Linked DNA regions of Homo sapiens: region 2 is linked to region 1. A link is a loop called in an ENCODE intact Hi-C map of the cell type or tissue named here. Cell type or tissue: OCI-LY7. All regions are shown on one strand. Each heading gives the region's core, and the rest is flanking DNA. Links, peaks and the distances in the headings are about the cores only.

Evidence for each region. A loop is a pair of places that touch in the nucleus more often than their neighbours do. Peaks named below come from ENCODE experiments on the same cell type or tissue, not always from the same donor. Only the 100,000 strongest peaks of a DNase experiment are listed, where the experiment ranks them.
Region 2: it touches region 1 in a loop (4-fold over the local background); 2 of 110 quality-filtered maps call a loop at or near these places.

What each region holds. Positions count from the first base shown.
Region 1 is chr1:58,718,495-58,729,364 of GRCh38, forward strand. It overlaps LOC112268263 (a long non-coding RNA gene), which reads left to right. Exons shown (of 9, transcript XR_007066129.1): 5 at 67-254. Among named protein-coding and RNA genes, the nearest start is that of MYSM1, 24 kb to the left of the region's middle. RefSeq lists a silencer at 8,345-8,394 and an enhancer at 8,356-9,555. In OCI-LY7, for the core only: no CTCF peak of the experiment used is centred there; DNase peaks (open chromatin) are centred at 4,687, 6,187 and 8,287; H3K4me3 peaks cover 2,056 bases; H3K27ac peaks cover 4,533 bases.
Region 2 is chr1:58,522,087-58,532,956 of GRCh38, forward strand. It overlaps OMA1 (OMA1 zinc metallopeptidase), which reads right to left. Exons shown (of 9, transcript NM_145243.5): 6 at 8,515-8,643; 7 at 5,175-5,249. It also overlaps a transcript of DAB1 not described here. Among named protein-coding and RNA genes, the nearest start is that of OMA1, 19 kb to the right of the region's middle. In OCI-LY7, for the core only: no CTCF peak of the experiment used is centred there; no DNase peak of the experiment used is centred there; H3K4me3 peaks cover 555 bases; H3K27ac peaks cover 1,184 bases.

The sequences.
Region 1 (10,870 bases), core at 1,449-9,448:
CTTTCTGCTCCCGGTAAACACAATCAGCTTTGCTGGTCTGGGTTTTTTAATGATCTGCATTTACAGGAGTATCCATGACCCAGAGAGAGTATCAGTGTCAAGAATCTGCCAGTGAGAAAGTGATTTGAAGCAGCTCTGGAGTTCAGATGGCCACGGGTGCAAGTGCCTGCTCTGGTGTGCTTTGCCTCTGGAAAGATGCCAAGTCTTTGAGAATCTTTGCTGCATCAGCCATGCTACATCCTGAGGACTTGGAGGTGAGGAAATCCTGTGTGCACTTGTTTCCTTCCCTTCAAATGATATATCCCAGAAAAATGGCAAGCTCTCTGCTTACTAACTCTTTTCTTTTTCTTTAGTTCCCCCTTAGCTTTCTCTCTCCTTTCTTCCGTCTTTCTCTTGCCTCCTTTCATTTTTGGTAAAATCCAAAGCGAAATGTCAACTCAGAGGACATAGCTGTTTGTCTTCACCACCTACAAACTGTATTTCCTGGATCAAGCCGCTTAACTCCATTGAACTGTTTTTAGCATCCTGAAAATGGGGAATCACACTTTCCACTTATCCAAGCATTTGCTCATTCGTTTATTAATAATGTAACACCCTTGAATGCCAGGCCCTGAACTGAAGATATGGTCCTGACCCACTGGGTAGTCACAGGAGAGTGGAGAATAATGCTTCATTTGCTATGTTGCTTCAAGAATTACATAAAATAAGGCAGTTAAAAATATTTTGTGAACCAAATAGTGCATTATGAAAAGATATTAACACTTCTTACTTTCTTATAGCAATTTCTAAATGATTTAATTTCTGCCATCAAAATATCCCCCTTGTGTTGATCTAAACCATCAGATTGCAAGGTAAAGCCCTGATGTAACTGATGAGATGAAGAACACTGTATGGCCATTATTTTAGGTACGATAAACATTTGACTTCTCTTACAGAGACCTAAGGAAAATGACTTAAATAGGGTAGAAATGTCTTTCTCATGTAACAAGCCATGCATTAGCAGACCAGGGCTAGTGTGACAGTTCCTCCATGGGTCACTGTGTGGTTCATTAAGGTGTTGTCCTCCTTGGCATGACCCACGATGGCTGCCAGTGTAACAGCTGAATGTCAACCAGCAAGACAGAGGTGAGGGGTGGGGAGGAGGGCATGCCTCTTCCCTCTGAGAAATTGCCCACCTACTTCTGTTTATGTCCCATGAGCCAAAATTTAGAATTAGGTGTCTCCACCTAGCTTCAGGGAGGCTTGGGAACTGAAGTCTTTATCCTGGGCATTCTAGCATACCCTACATCCAATCTGTCAAAGTTGCATTTAGAATCCAGCCCCTTCTCACCACCTTTACTTCTTTCATGGCGGTCCAAGCCACTTTCACTGGATGACGGCAGTAGCCACCTAACTGGCTTCTCTGCTTCTTCTCTTGCCCTCCACTGAAATCTTTGCTCAGCGCACGTTGAATAATGACTCTTTTAGGATGTAAGCCAGATTTTTCAACTCCTCTGCTCAAACCCCTGCAATGGCTTGCTAGGCCCTGTGGGATTAGGCCTTTGCTACCTGTCCCTTCCTTCCATCCTCCCTCCTCCCTTGCTTACTCCACTCCAGCCACATCTGCTCCCTTCCTGGCCTCAGGAAGGCAGACATGCTGTTGGGTAGGGATTTTCATCGGTCGTTCCTTCAGCCTAAAAATTGTCCATTTCAGATATTCACAGGGCTCATTCCCTCGCCTCCTTCAAATCTTTCCTCAAATGTCACCTTCTTATAGAGGTCTATCATGACTTCTCTACTTAAAATGGCAAGACCTGCTTCCCAACTTTTGGCACTCCTAATCTGCCTTATCTTATTCTTTTTTTTTTTTTTTTTTTTTTCACAGCAGGGACATTTTCTAATATAGGTTTATACTTTACTTATTTACTATCTTTAGTGTGTGTGTGTGTGTGTGCCTCTTCCCTTGCTAGAATGACAGCTCCCTGAAGGCAAGGATTTTTTTTTCTTCCCTGATGTATCCCCAGTACCTAAAAGAGTGCCTGGTGTATAATAGATAATAAATATTTCTTGAATATAAGCTTGCATGAAGAGATGGAGCCGAATCCAGTTCTGATGACATCATTTGAGCTCTGGTTCCATGTGCCTAAAGCAAGAATTCTACACTTTTCAGTTCCATGGGTCAATAAATTTTCTTGTGTTTATTTATTTAATTGGAAGACTATTATTTAACTAAATCAATTAGAATTGGGTTTCTGATATCTGCAAGAGAAGAGCCCTGGCCTTCACAGGGAGCTAATATAAAGTCATAGAAGACCTCTCTGAGGAAGAAACATTTAAGCTGATGCCTGGAGGAGGAATGGGAACTAGTCATAGCAAGATTGTGGGGGCGGATGGCAAGATAGGACAGTGCAGGGAGAATATTCCAGGATGGTATCGTGGGAGCCCCAAGGCAGGCAGACATTGAAAGCTGGCCACCAAGGCTAGAATACAATGAATGAGCTGGAGAGTGGTGTGAGATGAAGCCAGGAGGTAGGCTGAGGCCAGATCACAGGGGCCCTAGGAATCACCAGGGAGGATTTTTAATGATATTCTTGGTGCAATGGAAAGCTATTTATGGGGCTTTAAGCAGAAGAGTGGCATATCTAGTATACTTTTCTCAAAGATCACTTTGGGTATTGGATGGCTAATAGACTGTGGTGTGTGTGTGTGTGTGTGTGTGTGTGTGTGTGTTTCGGGGAGACTATTGTGAAAGTGGGGAGAGCAGGGGTCCAGATGGGAAACAACAGTGTTTGGACATGGGTAGTGGCAATGGAGAGAACTAGATGAAATTGAGATATATTTTGGAGGTATAATCAACAGGCTTTGGTGACAGATTGGCTGTGGGGGTGAGGAAGAGGGAGGCAACAGGAATAACTCCTAGGTTTTCAGCTTGAGCAGTGCGAGGGATGCAGGTGCCGTTTGCTGAGATATGGAAGATTGGAGCAGGAGGAACGTCGGGAAGAAGCTCCTGGTCAGAGGCAGCCTGGCCTGGCACTAGGTGCTTCTTGGCAGAGCATCGGTGACACTTCCTGCCATAGTTAGACACTGACTTATCTTGAATGTGTTGGACAAGCAACTTGTTGCAGCACATTAAAATTCCTTTTCCATGAGGGAAAAGTAAGGACAACAGTCTATTTGCTCTATTTTTCTCTGCAGATAATTTGGTGGTAGTAAATTCTCTCAAAGTGAGAACACAGATGCAGCCAAGAGCTGGGCCATGCTGGGATCATGGTGTTGAGGGCAGCTCTTGCTCATGGAGCTGTATTTGAGTAATCGTTAGGGTGTTCCTTGATGGGGGGGTGGGGTTTCAGGATGTACCATCACATTGGGAACTGGGCTTGATGGCTTTTGAGGTCTTACCAGCCTTGGGGTTCTGTGATTCCACAGTTCAGCCATTGACAAGGTTTTCTTTTCTTTTTCTTTTCTTTTCTTTTTTTTTTTTTTTTTTTTTTTTTTTGAGGCCGAGTCTTGCTTTGTCGCCCAGGCTGGAGTGCAATGGTGGGATCTAGGCTCACGGCAACCTCTGCCTCCCGGGTTCAAGCAGTTCTCCTGCCTCAGCCTCCTGAGTAGCTGGGATTACAGGCACCAGCCACCATGCCCAGCTAATTTTTGTATTTTTAGTAGAGATGGGGTTTCACCAGTTTGGCCAGGCTGATCTTGAACTCCTGACCTCCAGTGGTCCACCCGCCTCAGCCTCCCAAAGTGCTGGGATTATAGGCATGAGCCACCGCGCCTGGCCGAGAAGGTGTTTTTAAAATAAACAAAAGGTTGATGATTGTGGGTTAGCAGAACTTACTAACATTAATGTCACTAAAGTTGGTATACAGCCCCCATCCACTGCTAAATTTGGCTGGCTTTTAAAAGAAAAATAAAATAAAATAAACAAAAGCTGGAAAGGATGAAGGAGGCCCTTGGATGAAACAAGTTACTAAGTGGGCTTTAATAATTCATTCATATTCTCAAAGTGACAATTTACTCTCTCAGGCCAGCCTAAGCTTTTGAGCCACCCCAGTAGGCTTATTCTCCTCCCTTCAGTATCAAAATATGAATACACAAATAACGGTTAAGATTTTACAGTAGCATAACATGTTTGGAATGTAAATTTGGGGCGAGGGAAAGGAAGAATATAAAGTTTGTTGCTGTTGGCACTTAAAAAGTGCAAGTTGTAGAGTCCGACAGACTGAAGTCTGAATATATACTCTGTCATGTGTAGCTGTGCGATCTTTAACAAATTACCTAGCCTCTCTGGGTCTCACTTTTCCAATATGTAAAATACAGGCATGTAGAGCTCAGTTCCTGCCTCATAGGATAGTTGTGAGGACCAACTGAGATCCTGGTGTGGAGGAAGAGGCCAGTCAACGTGAGCTACTATTTGGTGTTTTACAAGCACTTTAAAAACAGAAGTTAAAAAAAAAGTATTTTGATCACTCAGAGAGAATAGTGTTAACACTTTGAGCCTTTTTTAGATGTATTTTTTGTCCTGTACATTTGTATTACATAGTTATGGTTATATTGAATTTTGTATCCTGCTGTTAGAGTCAGCTCAGGCTGCTATGACAAGATACCACAGACTGGGTGGCTTAAACAACAGACTTACTTCTCACAGTTCTGAAGGCTGGAATGTCCGAGATCAAGGTGCTGGCAGATTCACTGTCTGGTGAGAGCCTGCTTCCTGCCTCATAGATGGTGCCTGCTTGTGGTGTCCTTACATGGCCTTTCCTCAGTGTGTGCTTGTGGAGAGAGAGGTGTCACTTTCTTGCTCTTCTTATAAGGGCACTAATCCCATCATGAGGGGCCCAGTCTCATGACTTAATTTAAACTCAATCACCTTCCAAAGGCCCCATCTGCTAATACCATCACATTAGGGGACTTCAACATAGGAATGTTGGGAGGATGCAAACATTCAGTTCACAACACCTATTTTTTGTCTTTTAATATTATTAGGCCATCAACATTCTTCCTATTTTTTCAGTTATGTCCCAAATAAAGGTCTTATTTTTTCATCACAACTTTATTAATATATAGTTCATATACCATAACTTTCACCCTTTAAGGCATACAAATCAACTTTAAAAAAATCATATTCACAGACTTGTGTAACCATCACCATCATCTAATTTTAGAACATCAGTTTCACCCCAAAAAGAAACCTCATCAGCTGTCACTCCTTTCCTTCTTCTCAACCTCTGGCAACCGCTAGTCAACTTTCTGTCTTCCTAGATTTTCCTATTCTGGATAGTTCATGTAAATGGAATCATATAATATGTAGTGCTTTGTAACTTCTTTCACTTAGCATCATGTTTTCAAGGTTCATCCATGTTGAGTACTTCATTCCTTTTTGTTGCCAAATAATACTCAATTGTATTACATTTTGTTTACCCATTCTTCAGTTGATGGACATTTGGGTTGTTTTCATTTTTTGGCTAGTATGAATAATGCTGCTATTATTTTAAATTCTGCATTCAAAATTTACTGAGTGGATGAATAAATTAAGGAAATGCAATTATCATACAAAATAGGCAGAAAATGCCATATCTGTAACCTTAACAGAATTTTCATTCTTTTTTTTGTCCTGAACAGCAAGAATAATTGGAAGTAGCACAGCGGTAACTGAAAGAAATAATAAAGGCCCAACAGAATTCAATAGAGCAGATGCACATTGTCGGCTTCAGGCTGACCAAGGAAATCAGAAGTTGTGTTTGAGTTTTGTACAGGTTATGATGGCAGTCTATGGGGCTTTGTTTACCAACTTGGCTTTGGTGGAAAGTTTTTGTCTTACTCTTTGTAATGTGCTTAATATAAGCCATTCATCGAAAGTGTCAAGAGAAACCAGCAAACTTACTAACCATGACTCTAATTCTTTTAGGTCATTTGTAAATTTGAGGAAATTAAACACATTATTAGCAATATGGGCAAGAATTGCTTATAAGCAAGGGCATAGGGCAAGTTAGGAATCGGCTTAACACTCGACCATTTACTTTGCTGTATGTCAGAGCTGGAAGCTTGGGGGTCTCCCTGAGGTGCCAGTCTCAATACTCCCCACTGGTTCTGAACCAGTTGAGTCAAAGAGAAGATAAACACACCAGATTTAGACTGACAAAAGTAGCCTCACCCTGAAGCAAAATTGGCTTCTTCATACTTAGCTACCTAGACACAGCTGGGCAAGCAGCCCTCCCCCAAGAAACAACCACCTGCCTCACAGAGCAGAAGGAAGAGAAAGCTCACAGGTCACAAAATGGGAAGGAAGGGTGGGCCATGTGGGAGCACCAGTTTGAATACCTTAACCCCAGCCGATATGGGATTGTAGACTAATGGAGGCTAAACTATTGTGAAACCATCCATCACTAATTAGTTAGCAAGAGGCAGGAGGACCAAAAATTTTATTCTAGCAGAATGCCCTGGCTTTCTACTGCTGCTTTACAAACCATTCCTAAACCAGTGGTTACCTAGACAGAGTACAATTTTCTCTCACAGTTCTGTTTAGCTGGGTGGTTCTCACTCAGGGTCTTTCATACAATTATAGTCAGAGATGGTGGCTGGCTCTGGAGTTTTCTGAATACTTCTTCACTTGTGCCTGGTATGTGGGCTGGGATGGCTGGTGTGCCAGGGCATCTCTTCTCCCATTGGCCTCCCTACTTTTCTAGCTTGGGCTTCTTCACAGCATGAAAGACTTAGACTAATCAGATTTTTTTTTTTTATGTGGCAGCTGACTTCCCCCATAGCTAATTTTTCTAGAGGCCCAGATGAAAGCTACAAGGTTTCTTACAAGCTGGCTTTGTAAGTCCCAGAACATGATTTCTATTACATTCTGTTGGTCAAGCAAGTCACTAACATTAGCTCAGACTCAAGGGGTGGAGAATTAGACTCCACTAGTCAGTGACAGGAATAGTAAAAAAATTACAGCCATGTTTAATTTACTTTACAGAAATGCCTTCATGAAAACATAAGGACAGGGGATAGCAGCTAACAATGCTTGAAATACTATATGTCAGGGACACATTGCATTATCATGTTCACTCTCACAAGAGCCCACAAGGTGAAGTGTCATTTTCCCCATTTTACAGGTGAGGAATCTGAGGCCCAGAGGTTAAGTTACTTGCTGGTCAATAGGTGGTAGAGAAAAACAAAAAACAAAAACACTGTTATGTCTGATTCCAAAGCCTTTATTATTTCTGCTATACCACACTATTATTCATCTATTATAAATCTCTCATTACACAGAAGAGAAAATTGCACCCCCTTAAATGCTTTTGAACTAGCAGACTTGGAAAACAGTAACTTTTATGACAGTTTCACTGGTTAAATATTTGCTCTGGTCCAATATTTCATAAGTTAATTTTGAGCAAAATCCATACTCTACGATATGGAGTTCCCTATTAGGTGGGAAAGGATGCTTTCAACCAGGACCTCATCAAGGGAGCTTTCCTGGAACCCAGAAGGAGATCCTATCACCCATCAGATTGCCAGAGGATGAAATTTCTTAGAAGCCCCTCTCACATCATGCTCCCCGGTTTTTCACTTAGAACACTATAGCACTCTTACTCCATCCTAGAATCAAATCCAAGCCCTTACATTAAATAAAACTCTTCATTAGTGCTTGTCAACTCTATAACACCCACTTGTAGTAATACACATTATACGTATCTCCTTTAAAAATCCTGAAATAGGCCAGGCGTGGTGGCTTATCCCTGCAATCCCAGCACTTTGGGAGGCTGAGGTGGGTGGATCACAAGGTCAGGAGATCGAGACCATCCTGGCCAACATGATCAAACCCCATCTCTCCTAAAAATACAAAAATTAGCTGGATGTGGTGGTGCATGCCTGTAATCCCAGATACTCAGGAGGCTGAGGCATGAGAATTGCTCAAACCCAGGAGGCAGAGGTTGCAGTGAGCCGAGATTGTGCCACTGCACTTCAGCCTGGCGACAGAGTGAGACTCCATCTCAAAAAAGAAAAGAAAAAAAAAATCCAGAAATAGAAATCATACTACTGACGCACCAAGCTCAAAGACAACCATGAAGGAAAAATCATGAAGAAGAAGCTAGAGGAGTGTATTTATAATAAAACAATATACATTTTAATAAGCAGATGCTGGAACACATCTATATTAGAAGAGATACATTACTAGTGGGTCTCAAATAATGATGAAGAACTAGTTAAAAAATTGTTTTATGATCTACTACTGTCCAATATATTTGTAAAATATAATGAAACTACTGTGGTAAAATGCAACGGCTACAGAGGTTACTCTTACTTCCTGTAGGTAACTGTCAGGGGACAGCTAACAGTTTGTAGACCTGTTTTGGTCTTGGATCCCACTTTGAGTGGCAATGCATCAGATCAATTAATGTTCACAGTAACCCTACCAGGTAGGTATTATTTGGAGTCTCCATATTATAGATGAGGAAATTGGGGCACTGAGAGATTAAATAACTTGCCTAAAGCTCAGATTCAGACTCAGGCATTTTGACACATTGCTAATGCTGGACTTCACAAACATACCTGTTACAGATACAAAGTAAGATTTGGTATCCCTGAGGTGTGCACAGTCTACTGGAAGAAACAAACAGAAAAATATTAGATTAATAATTTTGGATTTTGACAAAATGTTTGTCATCAAGTAAAAATTCAGGAGCAAGGCCATCAATCCACTGAAATCCCCCAAGACTCCAAAATCCCCCTCCAGGCAGCTTTTCAAGAATTTTCTCATTTTACCTCAATATGAATGCACAAATCTTTGAAACATCCAAATCTCCAGCTCTACCTCTGACTCTCGGTGAGCCCAAGTTTTGAAAAGGCCTGGGGTTTGGGAGAAATGATGCTAGTCATTCTCAAGTTTAGCATCTTTTTGAGAAAGAGTTGTGCCCTTTGTGAAGGAGTGTGGAGGGGATATGAGAAATTAATTGGCACATCTGTTCTCATGTCTGTTCATGAGCAGCTTGTGATCATAAACAACTCATTTAAGGGCATTGTCAGTCTCTCCCCAAGAGGTACCACCCCCATAACATTTGTGGACTGCACACTCTGGCATGTGAATCACCTTTTAGAATGAGTGACTGTTGACTCACCCTTCGGAGAGCTTCCTATTGAGCCAGTATTTGCCCTAAAGCCTTGGAAAGAGAACAAAACAACTTTTGAAGGAAATGAATACCATTCCTTTGTCAACTGTGAGACTGTCACAGCTAAAAATGGGCTTCACTTCCCGTGAACAACAGCACCCAAGTTTCTGCAGGCTGCTGAGGCTTAGACCTACCACGCTGGATAGGCAGCTTCCTGAATCTTTCCAGTAGTGCCACTCAGGGGACATTTATTGAGCACTTACTATATGCTAGGCACTATACAAAATAATTTACATATACTATTTCATTTTATTCTGAAAACAAATATAATATGAGGTAGATGTTATCATGATTTCCATTTTACAATTGATTTAAACTGAGGCACATAGTGGTTAAGAACTTGTCAAAAGTCTGAGAGCTGGAAGGTGGAAGAGCCAAAGTATTTGACTCCAAAGTGCTTGCTCACAAATACCGAGCCTTAGTGAGCATTAGACTCCAGGAAGGGGCCTCAAGAATCCAAGGGAGAGTCGGGAGCGGTGGCTCATGCCTGCAATCCCAGCACTTTGGGAGGCCGAGGCGGGCGGATCACGAGGTCAGGAGATCGAGACCATCCTGGCTAACACGGTGAAACCTCGTCTCTACTAAAAATACAAAAAATTAGCCGGGTGTGGTGGCGGGCGCCTGTAGTCCCAGCTACTCGGGAGGCTGAGGCAGGAGAATGGCCTGAACCCAGGAGGCGGAGCTTGCAGTGAGCTGAGATCCTGCCACTGCACTCCAGCCTGGGTGACACAGCGAGACTCCGTCTCAAAAAAAAAAAAAAAAAAAGAATCCAAGGGAGAATTCTCCTATATTTACTGAACAATTGCTTTGACCTCGGTCCCTACACTACGATGCACAAATATGATGCAGAGAATATGGCATCACACATGGTCCAAGGTCCTTGGACTTTCATCACCCTGTGATGGGGATTCAATGTCTCCTTACAGAGTTTGGGGAAGGAGCCACGAAATACTGTATGAAAAGCATCTCACTTAAGCCTGGTCTATGGCAGATACTCAACGTACATTATTCATCTGTCCTCTCCCACAACACTCATAAAAAACACAAGGAATGTGTAGTTGCACAAAGTAGATAGACACACATTCTATAAGCACAGTACTGAGGGAGGAAACAATGTAAAAAGTAGAGTTTTTGAGGCATACTTACAGATACCAATAGGATATTGAGCATCCACTGTGTGCCAGATATATATAAATATATATAGTGTGTGTATTATATACATAAGTATAATATATTATTAAATATGTGATAACAAATTATTATACATACTATACATGATAATATTTATTATGTATATAATACTTATTTTACATACATTTATATTATGTATCATATATACAATATTTCATATACAATAAAATATCATTATATATGTAACATATAATTTATGTACAATAAGATATTATAATGTATACTTAATATATAATATATACAATGATAGATTATTGGGTACACAATAATAGATTATTATAAATGCAATATATAACTATTACATATTACATATTATATATGATCATTATATATTATAATATATAACAGAAAACCTGTAATTATATATAACATATAATAATACATAATTATATAATATGTCATGCACTATAATATAATAATATATGATTATATAATATAAATTACATATATGTAATATATAATCAAAATTACATATTATATGTAATATATAATCAAAATTACATATTATATGTAATATATAATCAAAATTACATATTATATGT
Region 2 (10,870 bases), core at 1,449-9,448, 200 kb before region 1:
TAACTTTAAAAAAAATTAATGTAATTTGCCCAATAACAGATTAAAGGAGAAAAATCATATAATCATCTCAATACAGGCAGAAAATGCAGGGGGAAGGAGAACATCAGGAAGAATAGCTAATGGATGCTGGGCTTAATACCTAGGTGATGAGTTGATCTGTGCAGCAAACCACTGTGACACATATTTATTAATGTAACAAACCTGCACATCTGCACATGTACCCTGGAACTTTAAAGTTGAAGAAAAAGTGCAGAAAATGCATTTGATAAAATTTAATATATATACATAATTTTTTTAAATCTTAGGATATTAGAAATGGAAGAGAAACTCTTTCATTTGATAAAAAAGTATCTATAAAAAGCTTACAACAAACATCATAATGGTGAAATACTGAATGCTTTCTTGCCCCTAAGATCAGGGAGATACAAAGTTGCCCATCACCAACTTTGTACTAAAGTTTTTGGCTATTGCAATAAAGCAAAAATTAAAAAGTACAGTTGACCCTTGAACAACATGGAGGTTAAGGGCACTGACCCCTCTGTGCAGTCAAAAATCCACATGTAACATTTGACTCCCCCAAAACCTAACTACTAATAGCCTACTGTTGACCTTGCCAGTAACACAGTAAATTAACATGTTTTGTATGTTATATGTATTATATACTGTATTCTTACAATAAAATAAGCTAGAGAAAGGAAAATGTTATTAAGAAAACCATAAGGAAGAGAAAATATATTTACTATTCATTAAGTGGAAGTGGATCATCATAAATGTCTCCATCCTTATCTTCACACTGAGTAGACTGAGAAGGAAGAGGAGAGTTGGTCTTGCAGTTCCAGGGGTGGCAGAGGTAGAACGGGAGACAGGAAAGGCAGGCATAATCAGTGTAACTTAATGGAGATACTTTGTAATTTCTGTTGTAAAATAAGTCAAAAGTAGTCTTGAATAATCAGAATCCTTCTGCTAGATTGTCTAATGTCAATTTGTTTTCTGGCACTACTATGTCTTTTCTACCTGGCACCATTTTGGAAGCACTCATCTCCATCAAGTCATCCACGGTTAATTCCCCTGATAAGGTGTTTCTATTAGCTCTTGAATTTCTCTAAGATCTGTATATTGAAACCCTTCACTCCCCACCTTTTTTGCCATATCCATAATCTTTTCATCATTTCCTTGACTGGCTCTGTGTGGTCACGCACAACATCTGGATAGTTTGCTTCATCAACAATTTATTATTTCAGGCTTGGTGGCTTTCATGGCTTTTTCTATAACAATGATGGAATCTTCAGTGGTGTAAACCTTACAGACTTTCATAATGTTCTATCGGGGTTCTCTTCAATAGCAGTAACAACCTTTCCCTAAAGTACCCTGTTGTACTGAGCCTTAAAGGTCCTTATGGCCCTCTGATCTGAGACTCAACTAGGAATGTTGTGTTTGGGGGCAAGTAGACCATTTGGACGCCTTCAGTGTTGAACTCATGGGGTTCCAGGTGACCAGAGGAATTGAGAATGTAAAAAGAACTGGCAGTCCTGGCCGGGCGCAGTGGCTCACACCTGTAATCCCAGCACTTTGGGAGGCCAAGGAGGGCGGATCACGAGGTCAGGAGATCGAGACCATCCTGGCTAACACGGTGAAACCCCATCTCTACTAAAAACACAAAAAATTAGCCGGGCATGGTGGTGGGTGCCTGTAATTCCAGCTACTCGGGAGGCTGAGGCAGGAGAATGGTGTGAAGCTGGGAGGCAGAGCTTGCAGTGAGCCGAGATCACACCACTGCACTCCAGCCTGGGTGACAGAGCGAGACTCCATCTCAAAAAAAGAAAAAAAGAACTGGCAGCCTTTACTGGCAAGATAATTCTTAACTTTAGGAACAAAGCATGGATGGAACCAATCCAGAAAAAGCGTTCTCATTGTGTAGCAGGCCTTTTTGCTTTACAACCAAAAGACTGGCAGCTGGTATTATCTTTTTCCTTAGAGGCTCAGGGGTTACCAGCTTTATAGATAAGGAAAGTACTTACAAATCCAACTCCATTTCCGCAAAACAGTAGAGTTAGCATATCCCTTCTGCCTTAAATCTTGATGCTCATTAATAAATGTCCTTTATGGCATTATCTTTTTTCCAGAATAGCACACTTTCATCTGCATTAAAAACCTGTTCCGGCAGCTATTCTTTCTCCTTAACGATTTTCTTAAAGCATCTGGGAATGCATCTGCTGCCTCTTGGTCAGCAGAAGCTGCTTCTCCTGTTATCTTGACATTTTTAAGCCAAATCTCTAAAACTATCAAACCATCCTTCGCTGGCATTAAATTCTCCAGCTTTAGATCTTTCATCTTCCTTTTAAGTTGTAATATAATGACTTTGCTTTTTCTTGAATCATATTAGAGTCTATAGATAGGCCTTTCTTATGGCAATCCTGCACCCACATAAAAGGTGCATCTTCTATACAAGATAAAAGTCTTTTGCAAAAAGTGCAAGGTTTTCATGCTTGCTGGTAGAGTTGCAGCTATGACTTCACAAATTTTCTTTTCCTTTTTTCAACGGTCCTTATTCTGGATTCGTTTATGTTGAAATGGCAGGCAACCACAGCTGCAGACCTCAATCTACAGTATATATCAAGCAACTCAACTTTTTCTTGTAATATCATGAGTTTACTTCCTGGGAACATTTCCAGTATCACTAGCAGCAACTCATATGGGTCTCATGGTATTACTCAAGGTGTTTACAGTATTGCACTAAACACAATGAAAAATATGCAAGAACTGCAAGAGACCATTTACTAAGATACTCAATTTACTGGAGAGAAAGCTGCTCACATGGAGATGATTAGTGTCTTCTGGTGTTTTAAGTAGATATTCACAATATTTGAGATCACTGCATTAGCAACAGGAAGTGAATACAAAACTATAAGAGTAGTACCATAGGTACCACAGTTAATTCTATGCAGTTATGATTTAATACTGCATCTTTCTGTTTGTTTACATTTCTCTCAACTGCAAATGGCACCATGTATGGTCTGTGTAGGCACACGTTTTGATAAATTTTCATAACCGATTTGTGTTTTATGGTAAAAAATTATAAAAGACTAATATCTACATGTATTTTATGCATTCATGACATATCCTTTTCTTAATTTTTTCAATATTTCTAAGCTACATGGTTCACCTGTGAGTTTTTTCAAATTGTTGCACATTTCCAAAAAACCTTCCAATATATTTATTGAAAAAAATCCTATGTATAAGTGGATCTACACAGCTCAAAAACATGCTGTTCAAGAGTCAACTGTATACAGATTGGAAAGGAAGAAATAAAGGTTGCTGGGTACAAGGTCAATTATAAAATCAATTGTATTTTTATATACAAGCAATTTACTTTAAAAATGACACTATTTATCATGACATCAAACACTTAGCAATAAATCTAACAAAAGATGTGTAATTCCTACATACAAAAAAATTTCAAAACATCGAGAAAAATTAAACATCTAAACAAACTGGAAAATATATCATATTTATGGATGGGAAGAATCAATACTACAGACACTAGTCAAGTGTCCCCAAATTCATGTATAAATGCAATGCAATTCCAATCAAAACCCCATGTGTTTTTCTATGTATGTATAATTTAATAAGCTATTTCTAAAATGTATATAGAAATGCAAAGATCCAAGAAGAGTCAAATCAATTCTGCAGAACAACACTGGAGGACAGAAGCTTCAGGTATCAACACTTACTACAAAGTTATAGTGATAATATGGTACTGGCTGAAACATAAACAAGCCAATGGAACAGAATAGTGTGTCTAGAAAGAGACCCCAGATATACTCCCACCTTTATGACAAAGAGACACTGAAGTCTGGTGAAAAAAAGGTGACTTTTTTCCATAAACAGTGCTGAGTCTATTAGCTATCCATAGGGGAAAAAAAAGATGTTGCCCTCTTCCTCATATTATATATTTTAAAAATAGTAAAGTTTATTAGAAATAAAGCAGGAATAACTTACTGAGATAAACAAAGATTTCCTAACCAGAACACAGAACACACTTAACATATAGGGAAAATCTGACAGACTGGAGTACATGAAAATTAGGAAATTCTTAATACAGCCAATCTGTGGCCCCCTTATGTGGGAACTTCTTAGTGCACGCAGTCTGATAATTCACTTAATCACATTTATTTAACATTCAAAGAACTGATTTTGCTTTTGTGAAGGAGTAATACCTTGATTTATGAAATTAAATCCATAAAACTTATGAGAGGTTCAAATAAAATGATTAATAGTTTTAATAACTACCAGAAACATAACAAAGGATCAATTAAAACTTGAATTTAATATGTGAAGTGGCATTGCTTTCACTCATTTTTTTAAAATGCAGTTTTACTTCTAATCTTAAATGCTACTAATAACACTCAGTTATCACAGGTGATTAAAAATAGCTGCCAGGTGCCCTGTTAAGTAGACAGGAACAAAGTCAACTTAAATAAAAGTAAAGGCCCAGAGCTGCTCTCTATGGCTAGCAAAAAAAAAAAAAAAAAGCCATCTGCTACAACAAAAATAACCTAAATGTCTGTTCGTCTACTGTTTATTTAAATGGTAGAAAATCAGTTTGCTTAGCCAAGATCATAGCTACAACAGGATCAACCTATCTTCAAGTGGGGGAAAACAACTACCTATCAACCTGTTTACTCAAAAAGCCTCCTTAGATCAGAGAAGCAAGGGGTAAAATATTGGAGTACTGGAGTAAAATAAAGAGATAGCATTAGCTTTCCAGAGGGACAAATGTTAAAAGGCCAGAGGGGATGACACATTACATAACCAAATGTTTTAAAATTTCAATTTGTATGTTTCATGTCTATGATCAAAAAATTTATACACGCAAAAAATTATTTCCAATCAAGAACTGACTTTCTTTTAATAGAACCTGATAATTACTATAATCTTATGGATTCTGTCTAAGGCATAATACAGCTTCAAATATAGAAGGGAATTGAGACTCTTCAGTTATACATTCTTTCAAGGTCCATAATCTTCAAATTTCTAGATTAACAGAAATTACATAAAGGGCTAATACAGTCCAACTCTCATTCTCTGCTTATGCCAAGCCTCATTAAAATAACACACGTTTATCTTTCAGCCTGGGAAGGGCATTATGTATTCTCAACTACTAAACACTTTACCTTTGCAGCAAGCAGTAGTCCAATTTTGTCAGCTTCGGCCTCCAATTTTCTGCTGTATGGTCTATTAAACATATACTAAGAAGAAATGACAGAAAAGCTCCATTAAGACAATTTATTTCACGAAAAAAGGAGTAACACAGAGAGATTTTTAAAAAACAGTTTCATGGAGTATCTAGGATAAAATTCCTATACTGTCTACTAACATTAAAATAACTCCATGATATAAAATATAAACACAGCCTTTATTTCCCTGATTAGAAATACTTTAAAAAATGATAAGGATATAAGTCATGCCTATAAATTTCTTGACAGTCTGTAGTATAAGGAATTTACTTCTATTTTTCCAATTATAGTCTCCACCTACTGAGTACAGGATTCACTAAGAAAGCTTATTGATGAAGGCTTTTTAATATGGTCAAGGAATATTTTGACCTTGAGTTTTAAAAGAAAATCAAGAAAACGTAGGCATATAATATCCAATGACACTACTAGACAATTTATTTCAGTAAAAAAATTAACCATATAGCAGAATGCTCTTTCTTTGATAAATTATCTTAATTTCCTTTTTCTTTTCTAAGTATTGATTAGTTGGGAAAATGAAATTTTCTTCTGACTTCAATAAAAAACACACATAGATACAGTAACTTTAATTTTCCTAATTACTTGTATTTATGTGAATGCTTTCCAGTTAAATTCTAATTTTCAGTAAGTACTAAAACTTTGTAGGAGATGAATCAATAGGCAGGACTTTTGAGAAAAGAGCTATTAATTGGGGAAGCAATCTTTCAAAGGTAGCCACATGTCTGTGATGGCCTGAAATAATATAATAAATCTGATATACAGTATGTGACCATTACAAATGACTTCCTTCCTTTTCAATCAGTCTGTTTTAGGTCAATGATGTATATCATATAATGCCTTCACTCCCCATGAGCAGGCTGCATGTGCCCCCGTCAAGTCTATTGATAACATAAGGATTTAAAACTGTGGCTTTAAAAAGAGAGAAACTTAAGTTCAAGTCCAAATACTGTTAACTTATTGTTAACCCTGAGCTAATTGTTTAACCCTGCTAAACCCAGTAGTATCATATGTAAAATGAAGCTAGTAACAGTTCCAAGCTCACAGAGCTGCAGAGGGGATTAAATGAACAAAAATAACAGCTCATATTTATTGAGCCCTGATTTGTGCCAGGTACTGTGCTAAGTGCTTTAAATTAATGATTCTAAACCTAGTGTGATTTTGTCCTCCAGGGACATTTACAAATGTTTGGAAATATTTATTACTGTCATAACTGAGAGGAGGGAGAGCTACTGACATCTAGGGAATGGGGGTCAGAAATGCTACTAAACATCCTACAGTGCACAGGACAACTCCCCCACAACAAAGAATTATCCAGTCCAAAGTGTGAGTAGTGCTGAGATTGAGAAATCCTGCTTTAAATGTGTCATTCGGTCCTCACAACAGATGAACCTCAGCAATTCCCACACCCTAATGACTTCACTATCAACATTCCTCTCTGCTCTCCAATCACAGTGAGCAACTTTCTAGAGAGAAACATCTCCTCGTCACCAAAATTATTGAGGGGCCTTGATTTAGGAAAAAATAATTCAAATAGAATCATTCCTACTTTATTTTCATTGACGAATTACAGTGAAGTGGCAGAATTTATCAAGTATTTCAAGAAAGAAATAGATAAATGTTATCTTTCTTATGACCAACTGTGCTGATTCCATTATAAAAAAAAGCAATCTATAGATAGATCAGGAAAATAACCACATTAATTCTTTTAATTTCCTGGCGGGTCAGTGACAGAAACAAAATTCAAAATATGAGATCCTACAACCTAAGGAATAACCAATCTTTTATTTTCTCTTTAAGAACCTTTACTTCAATATAAATGAAGCCAAATGACATGTTAATACTGAATAATAGACTTAGTTATCCAATCTCAAAAACAATTTGTCTCATAGAATTTTGCACATTAGATTTAAACAGCACCCAGATGGCACTCTGATGGGAACTCCACAAATCATTAAATAAACAAATAACAGATTGTTCCTAAATAACCAAACCTCCTGGGACAAGAGGAAATATTCAAAGAAAGATGTAAAACAAAAAAATTATGGTTAACAAAGTAGTTATAAAGATTGCAAGACCTACTTTCAGTATTACAGTGTTTTGGACAAAATGAGGCACTCAATACATTTTTGAGATGATTATTATACATAAGCACTAAAAACAAAAGTTAACAAACACCTAGTAAGACTTTCCTTTCAGCATTTTCAAAGCAATGATATTTTAACAGAGTGAAAAGCAAGGAAGGATGGCAAAGTAGCTTTAGCCAATTCTGTGCCCATTAAAGTTCAGAGGTTTTAACAGTGCCGCATTAAAACCCAAATACAGTTGGCTCTCTATATCTGTGGATTATGCACCTGGTAGATTCAACCAATTTGGATAGAAAATATCTACGAAAAAACAATTTAAAAAACTACAACTTAAAAATATATATAGTAAAATAACTATTTACATAGCATTTACATTGAATTACAAGTAATCTAGAGATGATTTAAAGTATATGAGAGGATGTGCATAGTTACATGCAAACACCATGCTTTTATTTTTATTTTTATTTTTTTTTGAGATGTAGTCTCACTCTGTCGCCCAGGCTGGAGTGCAGTGGCGCAATCTCGGCTCACAGCAAGCTCTGCCTCCTGGGTTCACGCCATTCTCCTGCCTCAGCCTCCCAAGTAGCTGAGACTACAGGCGCCCGCCACAACGCCAGGCTAATTTTTTTGTATTTTTAGTAGAGACAGGGTTTCACCACGTTAGCCAGGATGGTCTCAATCTCCTGACTTCGTGATCCACCCACCTTGGCCTCCCAAAGTGCTGAGATTACAGGCATGAGCCACGGCGCCCGGCCAATACCATGCCATTTTTTATCAAGGACTTGAGCATACTCAGATTTTGGTATCCACAAGAAGTCCTGTATACCAAGGGACAGCTGAATTTGGGAGTCATTCAGTTACTACGAAAGGAAGGGTCAGTGGCTGGGTTTTCTCTCTGTAAAACCAATAAATATATTTTCAAAAATTTTATTAGCCAAAAGTTGCCAAGCCCTTCTAACTCTCCATACCCATCATTTGAGAGATGTAGTATTCCTTAATTTAAATATTCATATATAAGAATATCCCCTAAAAACGAGAAAACATAAGACACTAAAAATTCGTACCCATATTTCATAGTAAAATGTAAAAACATCTCTGGATTTGCTGCTTTACAGTAGTATTAAAATATCTTCACCAGAGGCTATGATCAATTCAAGTTATTGTCTCAGACTTACCTCCTGCAATTTAGACTGTATCCACTGGCACAAAAGTGCCAAGCTATCTCGAGGACAAATGGCCCAAATCATTGTGAGGAAAATCATACCTAGGAAATCCAACAAATGAACCATGCCAGCCTTTTCTGCCTAAGAATAATCAAAATAATAAAAACTACATTTTATACATTGAGACAGTATATGCTTACATTTTCTAGTTCATCATGTGTTACAATTACCTGACCTTCTCCACCTAAGACTGAGAGTTCTCTTTTTCTTCTTTTGCTTATTCTTTCCGGGTCTGTTTTTCCCTTCCTTGGTTTATCTACTTATATACCTATTCATTCATTTAACTAGTATCTACTAAGCCACTTACTATTAGTCAGAGGATATAAACCTACAATTTCTTATATTAACAGGCATAATAATCTTGTGAAATAGCTACAATTATCCCTACATTTATAGATAATGAAACTGAGATAGAGAGAGGTTAAGAGTTGCCCAGATTTGCACAGCTATTACTAAAAGGACCAGAAATCAAACCCGGTCAGTTTTAGTTTTTAATATAGTTGCATCATTTTAAAAAATCAAGTAAATGTTTTATTTTACTAATATTTTTGGATAAAGACTAAACACTACCTAACATATGAAGCACTTAAAACAAGAAAAAATTCAGAAAAAGACTGGAAGTTTATTTTAAATAAAAGTATTCTGATCTTCAAGACCTAATATATGAAATATTATTCATTTATACAAGTTTGTAAATTTGTAAGTCTAGTATTTATCATGAAAGAATCAGGTTCTATGAATTTTTGTATTTACTTATATCAGTTACCAAAAAAGATTTTTCATAAAATAGTTGTTTTGAGTAGTAATATCTAAGTTTAATGAACTAGATTGTTCATGGTTTGCCATTAAAGGTGATTAGTAAATGTTAATGTTGTAATGCTGAAACTGATAAAATAGCAGTCATTACTTGAATGTATGAAAAATGACTGAAAACTAAAAACTGACTTAGAATATTGTCCCTTAACAAATATTGTACCCTCACAAAACATACTTTACCTCCTTATATTTGCCTCATTACTTTGCCTCAAAACACAAATGTGTGTTTTGAAAAACAATTATGGATTTATCTTTTTTTTTTTGAGACAGAGTCTTGCCCTGTTGCCCAAGCTGGAGTGCAGTGGCGAGGTCTCGACTCACTGCAACCTCCGCCTCCAGGTTCAAATGTTTCTCCTGCCTCAGCCTCCCGAGTACCTGTGATTACAGGTACCCACCACCATGCTCAGCTATTTTTTGTATTTTTAGCAGAGATGGAGTTTCACCATGTTGGCCAGGCTGGTCTTGAACTCCTGACCTCATGATCCACCCACCTCAGCCTCCCAAAGTGCTGGGATTACAGGGGTGAGCCACTGTGCCCAGCCCAATTATGAAATTATTTTAACATGAAAAAGTGAAACTCAAAATAAGGAAGTTGTTATAGAAGAGAAAGCCCTTGTTATTAAAGAATATAATTGCTATTATACAGTCTTAGAAAACTGGAAATACACACACAAAAACCTGTATTTGTAGAATAAAGAAAACATAAACGCCTAGATAAAATCAAAACTGAGACTCCCAAAAGAGAAAATATTGTGCTGACAATGTTTAAGATCTCTGCAAAAACATATTAATAACTATGTTCTATTTTTAAGGCTGCTGTTTGCTTTTTACACCTCATCTACTACTGTTCTTGCACTGATAGAGATGACAATACACTGAATATAAGGCACTGAACTAGATGCCTAAAAAACAAATGTACTGAATAGTAACACCTTTCAAATGCTAAAATGGCCAAAACTGATTTTGCAGTTGTGAAGCCATTACTTGAAAGATATTAGAGTGCATATAATAACACTGCTTAGACGTATTCTTGTGTATATTTGTTTAAGAAAAAAAGATTTTTTTTCTTACTTTTTTGTTTGAGACAGTGTCTCACTCTGTCACCCAGGCTAGAGTGCAGTGGTGCGATCATGGCTCACTGTAGCCTTGATCTCCCAGGCTCAAGCAATCCTCCTGCCTCAGGCTCCAGAACAGCTGGAACTACAGGTGTGAGCCACCATGCTCAGCTAATTTTTAAAATTTTTCTGTACAGACTGAGTCTATGTTGCCGAGGCCAGTCTCAAACTCCTGGGCTCAAGCAATACTCCTGCCTCAGCCTCTCAAAGTGCTGGGATTACAGGTATAAGCCACTGCACCCAGTCAAGAAAAATGTTTTTAAAATCTTCCTGTAACTCAAAAGAAATCAAGGAGATAATTACTTTCAGTGTTTCAGAAAAACAATTTAGCCCATCTCATCTTATTAATAGTCTAAGGAACAGGTAGAATTTGAGAT